Regions from separate parts of the Homo sapiens genome. Here region 1 is linked to region 2. A link is a contact called in ENCODE Hi-C or POLR2A ChIA-PET data. All regions are on one chromosome and are shown on one strand. Each heading gives the region's core, a stretch centred on a gene start or an enhancer-like site at or near the end of the contact. The rest is flanking DNA. Distances are from core to core; before and after follow the strand shown.

Evidence for each region. A loop is a pair of places that touch in the nucleus more often than their neighbours do. ChIA-PET counts read pairs that join two places held with the same protein, here RNA polymerase II (POLR2A). Pooled maps may share reads with other maps.
Region 1: a map of B cell shows a loop between it and region 2 (2.7-fold over the local background). The contact joins the enhancer-like site here to the promoter of OLMALINC in region 2. A Hi-C loop is called at or near these places in 1 of 168 maps with a recorded cell type or tissue (B cell) and 9 of 50 pooled maps. POLR2A ChIA-PET finds 5 or more read pairs at or near these places in 8 of 52 experiments (AG04449, Caco-2, H1 and 3 more).

The regions. Positions count from the first base shown.
Region 1 is chr10:100,480,468-100,485,850 of GRCh38, forward strand. It overlaps WNT8B (Wnt family member 8B), which reads left to right. Exons shown (of 6, transcript NM_003393.4): 4 at 531-656; 5 at 1,445-1,587; 6 at 1,804-3,277. The coding sequence ends at 2,349. Among named protein-coding and RNA genes, the nearest start is that of WNT8B, 20 kb to the left of the region's middle. RefSeq lists enhancers at 1,817-2,472, 4,493-5,269, 4,618-5,383, 5,270-5,383. Within about 2 kb of position 2,189, at least 3 of the 41 ENCODE cell types and tissues checked have a DNase peak (open chromatin) inside an H3K27ac peak, as active enhancers do.
Region 2 is chr10:100,371,452-100,376,686 of GRCh38, forward strand. It overlaps OLMALINC (oligodendrocyte maturation-associated long intergenic non-coding RNA), which reads left to right and starts at 2,125. Exons shown (of 3, transcript NR_026762.1): 1 at 2,125-2,561. RefSeq lists enhancers at 1,688-2,017, 1,747-2,316, 2,118-2,247, 2,317-2,884, 2,885-3,454.

The DNA.
Region 1 (5,383 bases), core at 939-3,438, 110 kb after region 2:
CAAGACTAACTGCACATGACTCTTAGACCCTAAGTGTTCCAGGAGGAAGTGGGGATGGGTTCTTTACAACCTAGCCTTCAGATTCATCTCCCTCCCCATTTCTTCCTCAGGCTCTTTCCAGTCATGTGTGTCAACAGTACCCTAGCCACTTGGTCATAAAATGTGTGACCTGAAAAGACAGGAGGTGAGAAGAGCAGGGCTAAGGCCAGGGATGGGGCAGACCATGCAAGAGGGTAAGATACACTATAAAGATGGGAAGGCCAGGCACAGTGGCTCAAGCCTGTAATCCCAAGCTCTTTGGGAGGACGAGGTAGGAAGACTGAGCCCAGAGTTTGAGACAAGCCTAGGCAACATAGTGAGACCGACTCTCTGCAAAAAAATAAAAGTTAAAAAATAATAATAAAGATGGGGAAATAGGATGGAGCTAGGGAAAGAGGATATAATGATGGTTATTAAAGAAAGGTAGCATGTCTGGTATTTCTTTAAGCTGAAACCCCTCCCTCTAACTCTGGATTTTTGGTTCCTGCTAGCCAATCGGGAGACAGCATTTGTGCATGCCATCAGTTCTGCTGGAGTCATGTACACCCTGACTAGAAACTGCAGCCTTGGAGATTTTGATAACTGTGGCTGTGATGACTCCCGCAACGGGCAACTGGGTGAGTAGTAATGTAGGGATGGGTACCATAGGCCAGCCAACGCACATAAAGAATGAAAAGCCTGGTGGGGGTGAAGAAGAGCTGTATTCTTCTAAATATGAAGAAAATCATGCGGAAGATGGGTGAACGAGTTTGATCCCAAGCCCTACAATGACAAGCCAGGCTAAATGTAGCTTAGAACCTTCTTTTCCCATTGAGTAGTTTCCTTAATTTAAATATAAAAATAAAGAAACAACACTCTGGGGATTCCTCTGTTGCTTCTCTCAAACACAAGGGGAACTTCCTTCCGTGTTGCCTATCCCCGTCTACTTTCCACTCTTTACCTCCAGTGCTGTCTCCAATCTCCTGAGCCCTCCTGACCAATTTCCAACATCGTTGTTCCATATTTCAATTGTACCCCTCTTTCCCCCTCAATGCTCGAGCTTTCCTCATCTTTTTGGCACCATTTTGTCCCTTCTGGACCTCAATCACCAGCAGGGCACGTGCACCCTCTGCCCATGCGAAGAGGCACTGTTGGCAGAGGAGTGTACTGGCACCTTGCAAAGAATCCACTCGGCAACTACTTACGTCGTTGAGCCCTGAGCAGGGGATTGGCTGAACCTGGAAGTGGGCGTGTAAAAGTGGCAAAAACAAATCTAGACGGCAACTGATCTGGATACAGGGCACTCGCCCAACCTTAATCCTCTCCTATCCTGGACCCCCCCACCCCCAACCCAATTAGAAACAGCAGCCCAGGAGGCTCTGCGCCCGCTTGCTCAATGACCTGTCCTCCCTCTGCACTTTTCCAGGGGGACAAGGCTGGCTGTGGGGAGGCTGCAGTGACAATGTGGGCTTCGGAGAGGCGATTTCCAAGCAGTTTGTCGATGCCCTGGAAACAGGACAGGATGCACGGGCAGCCATGAACCTGCACAACAACGAGGCTGGCCGCAAGGTGAGTCCCGCAGCCCTTGGAAATAGGCAGCTGCTGGCTATATCCACTACCAGCTCCAGGTGCGGACAACTCTTCAGTTCATTTAAAAGATTGGCAAAATGAGGTACCAAGTGGGCTGGCCCAGTAGACTAACTAGACTTCTCGCAACTCCCACAGGGGCAGTTAAACTCGCCACGCGCTTAATCCGGGGCCTCTCACTCCTAGCTCTCTCCCCAGGCGGTGAAGGGCACCATGAAACGCACGTGCAAGTGCCACGGCGTGTCTGGCAGCTGCACCACGCAGACCTGTTGGCTGCAGCTGCCCGAGTTCCGCGAGGTGGGCGCGCACCTGAAGGAGAAGTACCACGCAGCACTCAAGGTGGACCTGCTGCAGGGTGCTGGCAACAGCGCGGCCGGCCGCGGCGCCATCGCCGACACCTTTCGCTCCATCTCTACCCGGGAGCTGGTGCACCTGGAGGACTCCCCGGACTACTGCCTGGAGAACAAAACGCTAGGGCTGCTGGGCACCGAAGGCCGAGAGTGCCTAAGGCGCGGGCGGGCCCTGGGTCGCTGGGAACGCCGCAGCTGCCGCCGGCTCTGCGGGGACTGCGGGCTGGCGGTGGAGGAGCGCCGGGCCGAGACCGTGTCCAGCTGCAACTGCAAGTTCCACTGGTGCTGCGCAGTCCGCTGCGAGCAGTGCCGCCGGAGGGTCACCAAGTACTTCTGTAGCCGCGCAGAGCGGCCGCGGGGGGGCGCTGCGCACAAACCCGGGAGAAAACCCTAAGGGTTTCCTCTGCCCCCTCCTTTTCCCACTGGTTCTTGGCTTCCTTTAGAGACCCCGGTAATTGTGGAACCTAGGGAATGGGGAACCCGCTCTCCCAGACCTAGGGATCCTGAGAGGGAGAGACTGCAATTTCTCCAAAGCTTGCCACTTTCCAGCCTGTTTCCCCAATTCCTCTGTGCTCTCCTAGAGCTCTGTCTGAATCCTCGCAGCCACACCTAGGTCTGAGAACTCAGGCTTTGAGTTACTGATCTTCCTTGGATTAGGAGAACAGGTGTTCCTCCTCCCCTCTCCTAGCAGCCCTAATGTCTGACCTAGCCTATCAAGCCTTAGGCGCTGGAAGAACCCTTCTCAGACACGCAGGACCCAGGTAAAGTCAAAGCTTTGCCCTTTTGCCCACTGTCTGCTACCAGGGCTCACCCACTGCTGCACCTCTCTTCTGCACAGCTCCTCCCCTGCTACCTGCTGAGCCAGATTCCCCAGGAATCTTGAATGCTTTCTCTCCTCTTCTCCCTTTCCTTTCCCAGAAAAACTGAGGAAACTGGCCCCGGAAAAGCATGTCTTTGGGGTTGGTTCCTAGAGGCAGAGGTTGAAGATGGAAGAGGGAGCTCTGGAGTGCTAACTTGAACACCAAGGGTGCTACTCATCCCTATGGTATCATATCATGAATGGACTTTACTAGTGGGGCAATGACTTTCCTAGACAATAACCCGAGGGACTCCAGATACATACCCCGAAGGTCTAGGAAATACGTTAAGGGCAGATTACAGTCATTTCCTACCCTTTAAAGGTAACTTCTCCCTTCTCCTGACCTACTTCCTCCTAGCAACCAACTTTACCTCTTCTTCTCCAAAGGATCTTTGTTCCTCTGAGCCAAGACTGAGGTAAATAAAGCCACTTTCCTCTTCAGATCCTGGTCTGCACCTCTAGAGGCAGGTCCTAAGAAGGAGAAACTGAGACCCTTCCTTCTCACTAACCTGGTTCTCAAACAGGCAGGATTCAGAGCACTGGATATCTTCCTTCAATGAGTAAACTTCCTGCAATGAAACTGTTGCTTAGTAGGAAGTTCAGCACCTTGAACCTTAATTTATTGCAGTCATTGTGATATGTGCTCTTTTTCTAGGTACTGCACTTATTCTTGAGGATATTCGGGTGGGCTGTGGTAACAGATACAACCTGTAGGCTCTCTCCTCCCTCCCATCTTGGCAGGATACCATCCTCCCTAAAGCCTCACTTCCCTGGTGGCCCAAGCAGTTATCTGGATTGAGGCTAAGCTGCCAAGGATTAGTAAATCATCTATTTAAATCTTCTAATACATTCACTCAAGAGCCATGAGCTTGCTGCTTGTGGTACTTGAGTCTTCTGGTTTTATTCTCAGAGAGTACAGCAGGGACTTGTTTATGAAACAGAGCAAGACCTTGGGGAGGGAAGAACCAATCCCTGACAGACCCTCTGTAGCCCAAGGGGCTTCCCAGCCAGCTTCCTTGCCCTAGGACAGTCCCAGGTCTGGGGCTGGGCAGCTCTTCTAGAGCAGAACTGGTCAGATGCTAGACGACCTCAACCTTCCTCTCCCAGAGTAGGAAAAGCAGTGTGGCTGGCTCCAGGCAACAAAAGCCAAGACTCTAGGGGTTCACCTGTAAGAGTCAAGGGTTCCCGTATTCCAAACTAAGGCAATGGCCAGGTCAGATCCCAAACCCTTGGCCTCACCCACACACCTTCTGGTCTTACCAACACTTACTGAGGAGAGAGTTTCCCCTTCCTGACCGGGGATACACTTCCTTTCAGGTGTTCTTAGTGCTTCATTTCCAGCTTTCTCAGCAAAAGGCCCTTCACGCCTTCCCTCTGCTTTTATCTGAACCTCCTGAATCTCCCAACTCACCTTTTCTCCTTAATCAAGAAGCAGCATATACTAACCTACCTGTCCCACTTTGCAGAATTACTTTATAATGTACACGAAGAAAGTTTGGCAAGGCAGCTAGAAAATTTAAAAGCACAATGTTGTAAAGTAAAGCTACATTCTCCAGGTCTCTTAGCATAAAAGCAGAACTATTGTGCTTCATATTTGGTAACTCCAGGTCAGCACTCTAAATACGTCATGCCGCCAGAACATTATTTCATAGGTTATTGTTTTATACCCCCAAATGGATACCAGATTCATTCCAGTTCTACCAAGAAAACATGACTGAGATGCCTTGGATCTGTATTGCTTTTCCCTTCCTTTTGCAATATCCACTTGTTCATTTGTTCATTCAACAAACACCAGAGTAGAGATAGTGGTGAACAACCACCATTGCTGCATCACGGAGTTTAAGTTCTCATCTTACACTCAATTGCCAGGGCCGTGGTCCCTTTACAAAGTAGACAACTCCAGAACTGGTGCTTGGGAAGACATCTTTGAGGTCAGCCAGTCAAACCTTTTGTGTTACAGATTTAAACTGATGCTGAGAAAGATGACTGGCTTCTTCCCCCAACTAGTAAGTTACTGTGGGGAGAGTGCAGAGCACAGGCCCCTTCCACCTCTTGTGTGCTCTTCAGGAGCCCATCTGTCTCAGCCAGAAGACAGAAACAGAGGGAGGCCCTGAGAAGTGACAAGGACATTGGTTGGGGTGGGCAAAACACTGTCTCCTTCCTGTCCCTGGCCTGTGAGCCTAAACACAGGCAGAGCTTTTTCTTTTTGAAAAGAATCGCAGCCTCAACTGGCCTTAGCAGCAGGTTAGGGCAAAGACAGAGACGGGGTCGTCTTCGGCGCTGGTGGTGCTGGCGGTGGTGGGAGGGGAGGGCAGGCCAGGGCACTCGCCTATTGTAGGTCTGGATTGGATGCTTCCACTCATTCATTTCCTTTTAATTAACCCGCATTCCTGGAGGAGAAATATTTATGTTGGCTCCCATAGAGGCAATCCTCAGACTGGAAAGAAGGGGGAAGAAAGCCTGTCTTAGCAAAACAATATCTCTAAAGAGCTCAAGAAGAGAAAATAGGAGAACAAAATGCCATTAAAATAGCCTTCTACCCCCACTGGAGTCAATGAAAACTTCATTT
Region 2 (5,235 bases), core at 875-3,374:
GTATGCCGGGCTGACTCACAGTGGTTCTGGGCCCAGGCGAGGACCTTCTCAGAGGGGCGGAAGGGGCCCTCTCCCTCCTGGCCATTTTCCATGGGGAGCAGTCAGTAACCAGGACCATGCCAGACTTCAAAAAACAGAGAGGAAAGTGGAAGTGAAAGGCAGCAGAGGACTCAGAATTGCTGTTTCTTATTTCTTTCTTAGAGAATTATGGACAGCAGGAAGGACTCACCTTTTAGTCTGTCAGTTTGTTTGCGAGAGAGAGAGAGAGAGAGAGAGAGAGAGAGATACATTTTAATTGAGAGACAATTCACACAATATAAAACTAACCACTTTATTTATTGAGATAGGGGTCTCACTATATTGCCCAGGCTGGTCTCAAACTCCTGGGCTCAAGTGATCCTCCTCCCTTGGCCTCCCAAAGTGCTGGGATGACAGGTGTGAGCCACCGTGCCCGGCTAAACTAACCATTTTATTTTATTTATTTATTTTGAGACAGAGTTTTGCTCTTGTCGCCCAGGCTGGAGTGCAATGGGATGATCTCGGATCACTGCAACCTTCGCCTCCCGGGTTCAAACGATTCTCCTGCTTCAGCCTCCTGAGTAGCTGGGATTACAGGCACCTGCCACCATGCCCATCTTTTTTTTTCTTTCTTTCTTTCTTTTTTTTTTTTTTTTTAGGAGAGATGGGGTTTCACCACGTTGGCCAGGCTAGTCTCAAACTCCTGACCTCAGGTGATCCGCCCGCCCCACCCTCTCAAAGTGCTGGGATTACAGGTGTGAGCCACCGTGCCAGGCCGAACTAACCATTTTAAATTGACCAGTTCTGTGGCACTTAGTGCATTCATAACATTGTGCAAACACTACCTTTTGTTCTAAAACATTTTCACCCCAAAAGAAAACTTGAACCCATTCAACAGTGATTCCCCATCTTCCCACCCACACTCGGCCCCTGGTGACCATCAGTCTGCTTTCTGTCTCTGTGGATTTACCACTTCAGGATATTTCCTATACATGGAATCGTACAATATATGACCTTCTGTGTCTGGCTTCCTTCTCTTGGCATAATCTTTCAATGTTCATCCCCATTGGAGCATATATCAGTACTTCATTCCTGTTTATTACCTATTCATATTCCATTGTATGAATACACCACAGTTGGTTTACTGATTTATCAATTGATGAACACTGGAGTTGCTTCCACCTTTTGGTTATTGTGAATAGCACTGCCATGAACATTTGAGTGCAAATATGAGTACCCGTTTATAATTTATTAGGGTTTATATCTAGGAGTGGAGTTGCTGGGCCAGATGCTAATTTGATATTTAACCTTTTGTGGCACCATCAAACTGTTTCCCCAGTGGCTGCACCACTTTAAATTTTCTCCAGCAATGTATGAGAGTCACCCTCTTCTTAACGTGTACCCATTTGTCCCTTTCCTCTTTCCTACTTTTTACAAAGCCAGTTCCCCACAGACTTCTCTTTCCCCTGGAGTAGAGGGTGGGAGAAGTTGCATCTCTAGTAGAAAGACTATCCAAGCCTCCATTCTTACCTTTTCCGCAAATAGAATACGGTGACCAGGAGGAGGAGAGGACAGGCTGCCACCTCCCTGTGGTCACTAAGGTACACCCACTACAGCCATTAACGCGACTCCGTAAAACTACCCTCCTAGCGACCTCCAACGCCTCGGTCCTCACCCAGAACATCACATTAAACTTTTCAACAGTCACAGATAGGAAGGGGCTCGGTGTGGAAGGTGCCAGCTCTGGCTCAGCCCTGCGGGTGAGTGTTTAACTTTCAGCCCAGCTTAAGATCTCCGAAGACACCCATCGCCTCGTCCTGCCCAGTCCCCTCCGCTAAAGGGCCGGCCTGCCCGGGCCTGGCTGGCAGCTGACATGAATGGAGAGGAAGCGCCTCCCTCTCCACCCACTCTCGCCGGGGTTACTGCCGGTCACAGACCCGGGCCTTCAAGAGCTATTTACACCTACAACAGCCCACCAGCGCCTGACCACGCCGGAGCCAATCAGCGGCCCCCAAGCTTGTCTGATTCTGTCTGCTCCAATCAGGAGGCGCGGTCCTTCCAGCCTCTTGCTCCTGTGAATCACAGGTCGGCGGGAGCCTTTTTTCCTTTTTTTTTTTTTCCCGGGGAGTCGGCCTCGGGGCTCTGCTCTCCTACCTCAGTCTGCCCTACCCTGGAATGGGGAAAATGCGGACATGCCACTCAGTCCGGCCGCGAACAGTGCTCCAGAACTCAGAGAGTTTTCCAGACGGGTGGAGATCGCGTTCCCTGCCCGCCGAGGTCCCATCGCTTCCCTGCTGGGAAGACAAATGAGGCGCTTTAGCCGTCTCCACGGCCAGCCCCTCCCTCATAACCCGAGATTCTTTGTGGGCTCTTAGTCCATAGCTGCCTTTGAGGTGGTGTAGACCTTGCTAACCAGGACGGCCCAGTAGGCAGAGCTCATTTTTATTCCTGTCTGCAATCGTGCAAAAACGCCTCTTATGGAAAAGCCAGAGCGCCAGGAGTCAGCAAAACACACTAAAGATTGGGCAGTCACTGGGGAGAACGTGAGTAAAAGCACAGGAACAGCAAAGCGTTCAGGAACGTTCGAGGCTGACGCAACCGGCGCAGGAAGGTGGTGTGTGGTGGGAGAGTGGGAGGAGACAGTGGAAAGTTTAGACTTGCTTCTGTAAGTGATAAGAAGTCATCAGATATTTTCAAGCAGGAGAGGAAAATAATCTCTCTGTTTCGCAAAGTTAACTCTCATGGCAACAGAGCAGAGTAGCGGGGGGATGGGGGCTGGGAGATGTTGGGAAGCTATTGTTACCACTCTGGTGAAGAGTCATGGGACCTCAAAAGCTGGGATAGTCACGGTGGGAATGGAAAGGAAGGGCACAAGCTGAGAGGCATTTGGGAGGAGAATCAATAGCACTTTATTGACTGGATGTGTGAGATGAGTGAGGACAGCAATCAGAAGAGGACTTTGAGGTTTCTAGCCTGAGTGGCTGGAAGGACACCACTTCCCCTACCTGAAATAGGTAGCAAAAAGGAGAGAGAAAGAGAGAAGCAGAGGGATTTTGCAAAGGGAATAGGAGTTCAGTTTTTGACATGTGGCATTTGAATTGCAAGAAGTACATCCCTGTGGATGTAATACCCAGTAGACAGTTGGGAATTAGGATCTGGTGTCGAGAAGAAAAGTAGAGATGAGATCCAAAGGGTTTATAGTGGATCGGGAGAGAAATTGATGACCTAAAGAGAAATTATAGAATAAGAAGATTTGGGCAGGGCACGGTGGCTCATGCCTGTAATCCCAGCATTTTGGGAGACCAAGGTAGGAGGATTGCTTGAGCCCAGGAGTTTGAGACCAGCCTGGGCAACATGGTGAGACCCCGACTCTACAAAAACTGCAAAAATTAGCCGGGTGTGGTGACACATACCTGTAATTCCAGCTACTTGGGAGGCTGAGGTGGGGGGATCACCTGAGCCTGGGGAGGTCTAGGCTGCAGTGAGCTGAGATAGTGCCACTGCACTCCAACCTGGGCAACATAGCAAGAGCAAGACCCTGTCTCAAAAGTAAAAAAAAAAAAAGAAGATTCAAGTACAGAATCTTGGGAAGGTAGAAAGAGGACACAGAGGCCAGGTGTGGTGGCTCATGCCTGTGATCCCAGCACTTTGGACGCTGAGGTGGGTGGATCATCTGAGGTCAGGAGTTCAAGACCAGCCTAGCCAACATGGTGAAACCCTGTTTCTATTAAAAATTATCCAGGCATGGTGGCGGGCGCCTGTTAATTCCAGCTTCTCGAGAGGCTGAGGTAGGAGAATGGCTTGAACATAGGAGGCAGAGGTTGCAGTGAGCTGAGATTGTGCCACTACACTCCAGCCTGGGCAACAGAGTGAGACTCTGTCTCAAAAAAAAAAAAAAAAAAAAAGAGGACACAGAGCTAGCAAAACAGACAAAGAAGTATCAGAAAGATATGAAAAATTAAAAAAAAGCAAACTACGATACTGTAATAGAAATAAGAAAATAATTCCAGGAAGAGGAAGCAGGACATTGTTTATGTATGTACAAAACAGTAAGACATTGGTTAAATAAATTATAAAGCATTCATTTGATAGAATACAGCCATTAAAATTATGTTGCAAAACTATATAATTGCCATAAAGAGATGTTCAATGCATCTTTTTTCCCCCAGTGCATCTTAGAAACACTCAGGTTAAAAAATAGTATATATGCTGGGCACGGTGGCTCACGTCTGTAATCCTAGCACTTTGGGAGGCTGAGGCAGGTGGATCACGAGGTCAGGAGTTTGAGACCACCCTGGCCAATGTAGTGAAACCCTGTCTCTACCAAAAATACAAAATTAGCCCGGCATGGAGGCAGGTGCCTGTAATCCCAGCTACTTGGGAGGCTGAGGCAGGAGAATCACTTGAACCTGGGAGGCAGATGTTGCAGTGAGCAGAGATTGTGCCACTGCACTCCAGCCCAAGTGACAATGCGAGACTCCATCTCAAAATAAAAAAAAGTATATATATATGTGTGTATATATATGTATATATATGTGTATATATGTATATATGTGTGTATATATGTATATATGTGTGTATATATGTATATATGTGTATATATGTATATATATGTGTATATATGTGTATATATGTGTATATATGTATATATATGTGTATATATGTGTGTATATATGTGTGTATATATGTGTATATATGTGTGTATATATGTATATATGTGTATATATGTGTGTATATATGCGTATATATGTGTGTATATATGTATATATATGTGTGTGTATATGTATATATAATTGTACCATTTTTAAAAATTACATATGTGACTGCAAAAAGGCATGAGAAGGCTGGGTGGCTCATGCCTGTAATCCCAGCACTTTGGGAGGCCAAGGCAGGCTGATCACCTGAGGTCAGGAGTTTGAGACCAGCCTAGCCAATAATTGTTATACAAAATAGAACAATTTTTGTATTTTGTAAAAATACAAAAATTAGCCAGGTGTGGTAGCACATGTCTGTAGTCCCACTTACTCAGGAGGCTGAGGCAGGAGAATCCCTTGAACCCAAGAGGCGGAGGTTGCAGTGAGCTGAGATTGCACCACTGTACTACAGCCTGGGTGACAGAGTGAGACACCGTCTCAAAAAAAAAAAAGGCATGAGGAAACTTTTAGGATGAGGGAACTGTTCTATATGTTTGTTGAGGTAATGTATACACAGCTCTGT